3 separate regions of the Homo sapiens genome follow, and all the other regions are linked to region 3. The links are chromatin contacts, found by Hi-C or POLR2A ChIA-PET in ENCODE. All regions are on one chromosome and are shown on one strand. Each heading gives the region's core, a stretch centred on a gene start or an enhancer-like site at or near the end of the contact. The rest is flanking DNA. Distances are from core to core; before and after follow the strand shown. Region 1 has its middle 61 kb from the start of TNFSF18. Region 2 has its middle 30 kb from the start of TNFSF18. Region 3 has its middle 88 kb from the start of FASLG.

Region 1 (3,373 bases), core at 469-2,968, 370 kb after region 3:
ATTCCAGAGAATGCTACATGATTTCCATTCATTTGTCTTCTCTGTTGACATGAGATTAGACTTGAAAAAGAGCAAGGGTCGTAGTCAAGAGGAGAAATGGGGAGAGGAAATCCGAAATTCCGAGAATTTACCCAAAAGAGACGGAGTCATTCAAAATATACTATTCAAACTGAAAACTTGTGATGCAGGAAGTAGGAAGCTAACAGTCTCTGCCCTTCCCATCCAAGGAGGTGTGGAGGAATTTTAAGAAAGATTAGACATACCACAGAAAATAAAGAAAGCAGCTAATTTTCTTTGTAGATCTAAGTGCAATGTGAGTCAATTTGTGACTGAGAGGCATTCTCTTCTCTTTTTCCTAGTCAGATGGAAATAAACTACTCTCCCTTCTAGTTGAGCATGGGTTTATGCTCTCTCCAGCTATTCTCTTGTGCACTTCCGTCATTCCCCTTTTCCTCTCTTGTACACCCAGCAGACACACCGGGGCCACAACTCCACCTGGTAGAAGCAAATTTCTGTTTGTTCTCACCACTGGGAATTTCCACGCAAAGCTTTATGATCAAGTTTTATTAAGATAGGCCTTCCATGAGGACTTCAACGCTTCTGTTTCCACCACCTTGATTACCCCCCACCTATTTCCTTTCTCCACCTGAGTGACTTCTACCTGTCCTTAATGAATCAACTTGAACTTGTCTTTTATTCCTCTGAGACAGAGGCCAGTCCTATGGGCTCTCAAGGCCCCTTACCCATGTCTGGCTTCCTCCCTCTAGCCATATTGCATGTGTTCACACACTTCTGTTTCCCTCACTGGACTGTGAGCTCCTAGATGCCTATTCCGTGTTTCATTTGCTTTTTCTCAGCACCTAATTAATATCTGGCAAACAGAAGATACTTATTTTGGTACTTGGTGTTTAAAACTTTTGTTCTGTCTCATATTTTACTACTTTGTCTGTATTTTTTATTCATTCAGAAACATATTGAGTACCTACTATAGGTCTGACATAAAATAAAACTCAATCCTTTAAGTTGAGGAGATTATAATTCTATAAAGCAGATAAATACACCTAATGGAAATACAATGTGTTTAGTACTTTGAGAAAAAATTATTGTGGAAGTAGAACAGACAAAGTCCTAACTTTTATGAAGGATCAAGTCAGCTTCATAGAGAGGATACATTTTATTTGAATCTCCAAAAATGAGCCATGTTCTACAAGAAAAGTATGGGTGGTGTGGGGAATCATTGAACAGTATATGAAAAGCAAGGAAACAGAATTCACGTTTATATGTTTAAGAATTATTCAATCCAAGAGTTGAAAGGATAAGTATAGATTGACTCAACACTTTAGCTGTATGTACTAGCTGGAACCTAGGAGAGTTTGAGTTACAACCTCATGTCCTAGGCCTAAGCTTTCATTGCCAACTTAATATCTAGGTAAAACTACAGACTTAATTATTATTTTTAGACTGCCAGTGTCTTTCATTTACTCATGCCATCATAGAGTAGAAAAGGATTTTCCATTGTCATCTCTTCCGGTTTCCCTGATAATGTGGAATCTTTCCTAGAATATCCATGTAAGGAGGTCATCCTGTAGTCTGGCCCATGTTCTTGCAGTGGTTCCTTTCAAGTAAAATGCTGAAGGAGGACATTTACTGCTTGGTCCCAAAAGCCTTCTACAATCATAAACAGTGGTGTTGAAACAAATGAAGATTGTGTCTGAAGCATATCTGGATTTCCTAACACTGCTTTGGTTTGAGGAAGTGAGTAACAGGAGAGAGGGGAGAGAAGGAAATAGTTATTTTTGTGTGTGTGAAACTCTTGAATATTCAGGTGCATGACATCAGAACAATGTCCTGCTTCTCTATTTCTCTCTCTCTCTCCACCTCTGTGTGCATGTGCATGTATGTGTGTGTCTGTCTATCTATTTGCATAAACTATATTCTACTGTTTCTCTTTCACTGGTTAAGTAAATTTCTGCCTCTTCTGTGCTTTGATGTAACTGTCATTCACTCATTCATTAATTACTAATTCAATAAATATTCACTGAGCACCTCTAATGAAATCTTAACTATAAAAGTAAAGAATAGACTATAGCAACACAGAGTATAGACATCAAAAAATATTATCTAAATATATATATATTTTTTTGAGACAAGAGTCTCACTCTGTCACCAAGGCTGGAGTGCAGTCACACAATCTCAGCTCACTACAACCTCTGCCACCCAGATTCAAGAGATTCCCCTGCCTCAGCCTCCCAAGTAGCTGGAATTACAGGCTCCTGCTACTGCACCCAGCTAATTTTTGTAGTTTTAGTAGAGACAGGGTTTCACCATCTTGGCCAGGCTGGTCTTGAACTCCTGACCTCGTGATCCACCCGCCCTGGCCTCCCAAAGTGCTGGAATTACAGGCATGAGCCACTGCACCCGCCCCTTTATCTGAAGATATATACAGTGAAAGCAAAATAATGTAAGTAAGACAAGAAGGATATCATTAATATACATTTATTTAAAAATTTTTTTTTCAGATGCCAAATGAAAGTTAAAGAACCCAAGTGTTTCCAAGATGAGAGAGGGGAGCCTCCCGAGGGCTGTATGAAGTCAAAGGAAAGATTATGGAGGTAAGGTGAGGTGGGGGAATGTGTCCTGACCTGAGAACTGATTAACAGGGGTGGTGAATATTTACTTTTGGCAGTAAGAGAAGGAGATGTAATTTGTAAAGGGCAGACAGAGGCCTTCCAAAGAGCCAACAATGTTCTAATTTTTGAATGAGGTGTTAGTCACATGAGTATTCTTTTTATGATATCTCAGTAGGCTATTCATTTGTTTTATTACATTTTCTGTATGTGTTAAGTTTCACCATAAAGTTGTTTTGAAAAGAGATTAATATGTGAGTAGACTCTATTCATTAAAAATGCAGGGTTCGCTAAGCCTCCATTATGATACTGGGAAGTCACAGATGAGTAAGACATAGTCATGGCTCTCAGGAAGCTCCCATTCTTCACATCAGAAGGAGGGGGGCGGTGACTGGAGATGAGCTCAGAAAGGTAGTTGGAGACAGGGTCATGAACACTGAGTATGCAATGCTAAGGTACTACAACATTTTCCAGTATATAACAGTGAGCCACTGATGGGTTTTGAGCAGATTGTTGACATGAGATTTTCATTTTGGAATGACAACTTTGGTTATTACATAAAATGTGGGCTGAGGAAATTAGATAAAACTTGGAGTACAACACCTGATAAAGTATTATGTTGTTTTCACTTTCTGAAATATGTGTTTTCCTTCCCCAACGAGTTTTAAGTTACTGGACAGTTGTGTCACAATCTTATGTTTTCCAGAAGTGTACACAATTCTTGTCATAGAAACACAATACATAAA
Region 2 (3,381 bases), core at 233-2,732, 270 kb after region 3:
TACTCTTTTATCACACAAAGACTAAAATGCCTCCTCTTTCTCCCATTTAGCTAGAGTTTGTTATATTTCTTTACTATAGTCCTCTGCTTATCATCGCACTTGCTTCTTTCTTTACAGTATTGGATGAGCTAGTGGGAAAAGAACTGGGCAAGGATTTGAGCAATCCAGATTCCAATTCCTGCATTCCCTTAACCTCACTGTGTCTCAGCTTCCCCATTTGTAAATGAGAGATTAGGGATTAATTTTCTTTATTTAAAATATTTTCAACTCCATAGTTCTGATTTGAATCAGTCTGTCTATCCTAGCAGATGTAGCTTCTTGAGGAAGTCACAATATCTTAGAAATCTTCACATCATCTTTGGTGCCTACCTGTGCTTTGTACATAGAAAAACCTTAATAAATATATGTGCAGTGAAAAAAATTCATGAATGAATGAATAATTCCATATTTTCTTTATATAAAATACATCCAAATGTTTCATCATTATTTTTGTAGTTTAAGTAAAATATAACCTCCAATTCTGTATTTCTAGAGACAATATAATAAAAGGCAACTATTAATAGAACAAGTCATAGAGATTCAAGCTTTTCAACATTTATCTTTTCAAGCACCATGCAAACATACAAGATGCAAATTCATAGAGCGTGAAGAAACTAATTATATACTTGGTTGCTAGAAGGAACTCATTGAAGCTAAAAAAGAAACAAATTTAAGATAAACAGAGAAAAAGCTACCTAAAATAGCTAGTTGTAAACTGATAAAAATATTTTGAAAATCAGCATCTATCAAGCATTTTTTTTTTTTTTTTGAGACAGAGTCTCGCTCTGTTGCCCAGGCTGGAGTGCAGTGGTGTGATCTCGGCTCACTGCAAGCTCCGCCTCCTGGATTCATGCCATTCTCCTGCCTCAGCCTCCCAAGTAGCTGGGACTACAGGTGCCCGCCACCACGCCTGGCTAATTTTGTTTTTTTGTATTTTTAGTAGAGACGGGATTTCACCGTGTTAGCCAAGATGGTCTCAATTTCCTGACCTGGTGATCCACCTGCCTCGGCCTCCCAAAGTGCTGGGATTACAGGGGTGAGCCACCGCACCCGGCCCTATTGAGCTCTTTCTATGTGCCAAACACTGAACTAAGTTTTTTCTGTGTATTATTTTACTTTAATCCTTAAACTACTCTGTACAGTAGAATTAATTATCCTCCCTTGACACATAAGAACACCTATCCCCAGAGAAGGCACACAAATTGCTCAAGCTCACACAAAATATAAATAGCAGAGTCAAGATTTAAACAAGCCTGTCTACATCTAAGCCCATTCTCCTAACGACAGCACACAATTGCCTCCCCAGAGGTGATATAGCCTAGAAAATAACAGATTGTTTTAAATGTCTTAAAAAGACAAGTTATAGAATTAAAAATAGTTAAGTAGCTCATTTTATTGAAAGAAAAATGACCCATTTATACTAAATCAAGGAAAAAGGGTGGTTTGTTAAAAGGATTTACAAGGCCTGAAACAGGAACTGAAATTATGTCAGAAACTAAAGCAGCCCCGAGCGTTGACTGTTTTAAACTTTTTCTTTCGAAAAGCTACGTGGTCTCTTCCTCTCTCTCTCTCCTATTCATATGACAGCCCTTGCTTTCCCCTCACATCAGCTTTATTTTTCCAGCCTATCAACAATTCCATGGCATCATTTCACTTCTTCTTCACTGGAAAATGGTACGTTTTTTTCCTAAGTTCTAGATCAAATTACCAAGAAAAGTAATTAGATTTGTCCAGCTCATTTTGTTGCACAAGGACATGGATCACACTGTGTGTCTCCAGCACTCTGCTGGGAAGAGGATGCCCTGACCAAACATTAATACCTGGCTTTCCAGGCATATGCCTTTTTTCTCCCTTACCCCTGAGGTTACCTGCTCTCTACCACTCCACAATTCTTTTTTTTTTTCCTACAACCAAGTTTCTACAAAGAGTAGTGTAATTTTTTTGTCTCATCTTCCATTTCTCCTTATCTAGTAATTATACTTCCCATTTGTTCTTTAATCATTGATATCTGGATTATGCCCCCAGATGTCACAGAAAATGATCTTGTTTATGTTGTCAAAAATTATCTACCAGCAAAATCCAATTAGCAATGTTCAATCCTCTTAGTATTTGACTTCTTGGAGCCTCTAACATTGTTGACCACTCCTTTATTCTTAATCTCTCACTGTCTGTTTCTGTGGACCTATTATTTTCTTCCAGTTAATGTCATTTGTCCCTGGTTGCTCCTTTACAGGATTTCCTTCCTTTGCCTGTCTTCAAATGTTGGTGATCCCCACGTCTCAGTCATTTGCCCCATTTTCACTTTACCCACTCTCTATAGCGATTTTATCCTTGTCAGTGACTTCACCCAGAAGGCTGTTGACTTTTAAATATTCATCCCATCTCATGCAACTCCTCCTGAGTTCCAGCTGCATACTGGTAAAGCCCACTTGGATATTCTGCAAACATCTGAAACTATACCTTTATAAACCTAAACACATTATCTCATCCACACTAAATTTTCTCCAATTCCTCCTTGCATATTCCCCACCATAAAAACATCACCATCTTCCTCAATATGTCTAAGAAGGTTCTTCCTCTTCTTTATCCCTCACTTTCAATCAATCACTATACTGGTTAAGATTCTGATTACAATTAATAGAAACCAACTTAAGCTAAATGAGTGGAAAAAACGATCTGTCATAAAGGTACAATAATTCTTGCATAATCCAAGGACAAAAATGTACATGGGCCTTATGCATCAGAAACAGTTCAATGGAGTTTCTTCCTGTATGTATTAGTCAAGATTATCCAGAGAAACAGAATCAGTAGGAGATTAGATAGATAGATAGATAGATAGATAGATAGATAGATAGATAGATAGACAGATGATAGATAGATAGGGTAGAAATTGGCTTACAAAATTATGAAGGCTAAGAAGTTCTAATATGGAGGACCAGAAAAGCCAGTGGTATAATTCAGTCCAAGTCCAAAGACCTAAGAACCAGGGAGCTGATAGTATAACTCTTAGTCCAAGGCAAAGGGTCTAAGAACTGGGGTAAGGATAGTGGGTGCTGGTGTAAGTCCTGGAATCCAAAGGCAAGAACCAGGAGCTCTGATGTCTGAGGGCAAGAGAAGATGGATGTCCTAACTCAAGAAGAGAGAGAGCAAATTCATCCTTCCTCCTCCTTTTTGTTCTATTCAGGCCTTCAGGTGATTGCATGATGCCCACCTTCATTGGTAAGGGCAGATCTTTATCCAGTCTACTCATTCAAGTACTAATCTCTTCCAGAAACACCTTCAAAGACACACCCAGAAATGTTTTACCAGCTACCTGGGCATCCCTTTGTCCAGTCAAGTTGA
Region 3 (3,502 bases), core at 131-2,630:
GTGTCAGGGTGTGTAGAAGTTGAAAGTGAATGGCAACTCTAGTGTCTTGTTGTGTTACGAACTTTCACCAGGTGGCAGAAGAGTACTGTGAAGAGAAGTCACAAGGATTCACAATCACTCTCCAAAGTAGTGGGAAGTCAAGCAAGAAAGGGTGGCTTGTTCAGAACAGTTGCGATCATTCTGAAAGCAACTCATAAGGGTTGGCAAGTTAAGCTCCAATATGAATTCATTTAGAAACCAGAAAAACAAGAAGAGACTAGCTTGCCAGATGAGAGGAGATTCTGTATGAAAGGAGAGACTTCTAGAAGTGTGGTTGGCAAACCATCCCAAAAGCCTGCACAGTAGGGTAACATGAATGGACCTCATTTAGTTGATTACCTGGAAGTTCAACTGTGGGTATGAAATGTAGGATCAGCTAATATGGTGGCAGAGGAGCTGGTTGCCTATATGGTTTAATTGGAGAATTCCTGAATCTATTTTCTTCCACCCAGTTTCTCTATTATGGTTTATCTGGGGTCAGCCTTTTCTCTAAAAGGTCACTATTATAATGCAAGTACGGAACACCCCCCCTCCCCAGCCCCTTAACTCTTGTTAACTGATATTAATTCTTCTGATTAGTTTATGTCACTTGGAAGAGTGGATTGTCCCAAGGAAAGAATGGAGAACAGGCTAGACCTTGGTGTTGCTAAAGCTAGTGCTGCACTCATGGCTAGGCCAGTGTTCTCCTGTTGAGTAGAAACAATTTCATAGAATGCCAACATCAGAAAAGGCACTCTGTGATCACAATAGAGAAAGAAATAAAATCCACTCTATAATCCTGTCTGAGCACAGATGAAACCAAGAGCGTTGTCTAAAAGTGACCACAAAAATGACCAGTGTGCCCCTATCCTTATTGATATAAGAGATTGCTGCTGCTTTACCAAGGAATGCTTTAGTCAGTCTCGTTTTATTCTTCACACCTTCTAGGTAAGAATTATTAAGATACCCAGTCATGGGATCCTAACAATATCTAACTCAGAGAAAAGATCCACTTCTTTAAACCCTGTCCAAAATCACTTAACACGAGGTTTGGCAAGAGAGCACCTGACGTTCAGAGAGAGATGAAAACTAGGGAAAGAATGTACCAAAGGAAAGGAAAGAGATGATGAAGCCAAAACCTCAGGGCTTTACAGTGGGGCCTTGAGTGGGCTCTTGTTTCAATGTATTCAGTAACCAGAAGCCAGGGACCCTGCTTGCACTGCCTGCCACTGACATTTCTCCTCTGATCTAAGTCTCTGCTTAACAAAGAAGCCTGTGGCTACTCTTAAAGTCTCCCCATCTGGAATGGGGGTGAGTTTGTTCAGCTCACTCCTTCTTCTCCTTCCTGAGCAGCTGACTTATTCTGATGTGGTTTTGCGGTTATACAGTAAGCAGCACTGCTTATGTGGACATGGTGTACTTTCAGTTTCTGAAAGTGAGTCATGTTGACTTTCCTCTGAGGAGTAAGAGTGACCCTTGCTTAAAAGGACAACATGACTAGAAGGAAGAAACACCAGAGGCCACCAGGACCAGAATGTTTACCAATGTAGGCAGTCACTAGTTTTTAGGAGTAGTTTGTGTCATCTTTTTAAACAAGGTAAACTAGGAAGAAACATTTGGTTTTGAATCTTTGAGTGTTTGCCAATGTTTGAAGTACTTATCTATTTTTACTCATCATTTAAAGTGATGTTTGTGGCTAAGAGCTCAAGATCTACAAACATACTTAAATAAGTTTACATTTGGTCAGCTGGAACCTGATGGGGACATTTCCAAGAGGATCACTTGCTAGTATTACATCTTTAATTTTCATGTATGTTAATGGCTTGTGATATTGGACTATTCATCCAGGCCCTAAGAAATCTCAGCAGGTCTATTGAGAATCAAAATTAAGGCTGTACATAGCCACTATACAGAATAAGGAGTTTCTTGTAATCTAACTCTCCTTCGTGGTCTTATTTGGTTAATTTTTTCATGATAACATGTAGAGCCAATATGGGCTCTTGTCACCACTTCTGCATCCTTGCAAGCATTGTTAATTGTCTTATGTTTTTCTTGCTTAGCCAGGATGTAGCCTCAAGATACTTCCCGTCACCATGCTCCTGACAGCCACTGCTGTCAGATCACAGTAGATAAGTGAGATCAAGCCCACTTGCATGTCTGCCCTAGAATCTCCATTTAACTTTGCTCTTGGGTATCCAAATCATAGGAGTGCCGCTGTCCTCCAATCAAGGAGACTGTCTTTCTTTCCTCAATAATTAAATCCCTCTGGGTCCAAGAAAGCGCGAATAGAATTATTGTCAAATTCTATATCACTGAGCCATCATCACTACCTATTGCCTTGGTAAGTCATTTGGGCAATTGGAGAGAATAAGAAAAGCCCAGTAGTGAAGCAGCATGTATTAAATAATTAGTGAGATATTCAAGACAGTTTATATTTCACAAGTATATAAAAATTGCTATTACTTCACGGGACTGAATTTCCTTTTCTATTTTCTCTTTCTTTCTTTCTTTCTTTCTTTCTTTCTTTCTTTCTTTCTTTCTTTCTTTCTTTCCTTCCTTCCTTCCTTCCTTCCTTCCTTCTTTTTTTTGAGATGGCGTCTTGCTCTGTTGCCCAGGCTAGAGTGATCACAGCTCACTGCAACCTCTGCCTCCCAGGCTCAAGCGATCTTCACACCTCAGCCTCCTGAGTAGTTGGAACTACAAGTATGCACCACCAAGCCCGGCTAATTTTTGTATTTTTTGTAGAGACGGAGTTTCATCATGTTGCCCAGGCTGGTCTGTGAACTCCTGGACTCAAGCCATCTGCCTGCCTTGGCCTCCCAAAGGGCTGGGATTACAGGGGGCTGAATTTTCAAGGCAAGGCAAGTCCCCCTTTTAACTTTTGTTAGGTACTAGGCCTGTCATTTGGTAGTTGCTATAAAGTAGGTGGCAGCATCTATTAGGATGGAATAGATTCAGTAGGGAGACTTACTAAACTGCTAATATTTATGAAATTTAGTATGTGATAGCTATTTGTACTTCTTAATAAAATATATTTATTAAAATCATAACATACAAGTACTGATTAAATATTGTTCTAGCTGAGAGTCTTGGTTGCAATTAATAGGTATAAGCTCTAGATTATATAAGCAGGAAAAGGACTTATTGAAAGGTTCTAGACACAGAACCTCATCTCCTCCGGTGCTGAAGCCCGCGGCGGGGCAGGATGGGCAGGAGAGCAGAGCCGCGGAGTCTGCCGCGCGGGTGAAGAGCGGCGCGTAATTCCTGTGGCGGAATTGTTCTGCGCCTGCAGCCCCTGTGTTAGCAGGATCTGAACCCGGGCGGCTGCATGCTTACAGGCGCAGAGGTCAGAGAGCCCTTGGCTTAAAGTAAGCCATCCCCTCACCTTCTTCGAGGCCTCCAGGGCTGGGCCCAAGCACCCGTCGACGGCACCCTGGGCCCAGAGCACTCGCGGGCCTCATCTCCAATGATTCAGAACTCACAT

What was found. A loop is a pair of places that touch in the nucleus more often than their neighbours do. ChIA-PET counts read pairs that join two places held with the same protein, here RNA polymerase II (POLR2A). Pooled maps may share reads with other maps.
Region 1: a loop to region 3 is called in a map of OCI-LY7, with 2.5 times the contacts of the local background. The contact joins two enhancer-like sites. A Hi-C loop is called at or near these places in 6 of 168 maps with a recorded cell type or tissue (B cell, CD14-positive monocyte, IMR-90 and 2 more), 14 of 37 single-sample maps with no recorded cell type and 14 of 50 pooled maps. POLR2A ChIA-PET finds 5 or more read pairs at or near these places in 1 of 52 experiments (MCF 10A).
Region 2: a map of CD14-positive monocyte shows a loop between it and region 3 (4-fold over the local background). The contact joins two enhancer-like sites. A Hi-C loop is called at or near these places in 3 of 168 maps with a recorded cell type or tissue (CD14-positive monocyte and naive thymus-derived CD4-positive, alpha-beta T cell), 21 of 37 single-sample maps with no recorded cell type and 10 of 50 pooled maps. POLR2A ChIA-PET finds 5 or more read pairs at or near these places in 1 of 52 experiments (OCI-LY7).

Annotation. Positions count from the first base shown.
Region 1 is chr1:173,110,538-173,113,910 of GRCh38, forward strand. No RefSeq gene overlaps it. Among named protein-coding and RNA genes, the nearest start is that of TNFSF18, 61 kb to the left of the region's middle. Within about 2 kb of position 1,719, at least 5 of the 41 ENCODE cell types and tissues checked have a DNase peak (open chromatin) inside an H3K27ac peak, as active enhancers do; they include OCI-LY7 and endothelial cell of umbilical vein, where a contact is called at or near this core.
Region 2 is chr1:173,019,034-173,022,414 of GRCh38, forward strand. No RefSeq gene overlaps it. Among named protein-coding and RNA genes, the nearest start is that of TNFSF18, 30 kb to the right of the region's middle. Within about 2 kb of position 1,483, at least 4 of the 41 ENCODE cell types and tissues checked have a DNase peak (open chromatin) inside an H3K27ac peak, as active enhancers do; they include OCI-LY7, where a contact is called at or near this core.
Region 3 is chr1:172,745,076-172,748,577 of GRCh38, forward strand. It overlaps the pseudogene SLC25A38P1. Among named protein-coding and RNA genes, the nearest start is that of FASLG, 88 kb to the left of the region's middle. Within about 2 kb of position 1,381, at least 14 of the 41 ENCODE cell types and tissues checked have a DNase peak (open chromatin) inside an H3K27ac peak, as active enhancers do; they include OCI-LY7 and endothelial cell of umbilical vein, where a contact is called at or near this core.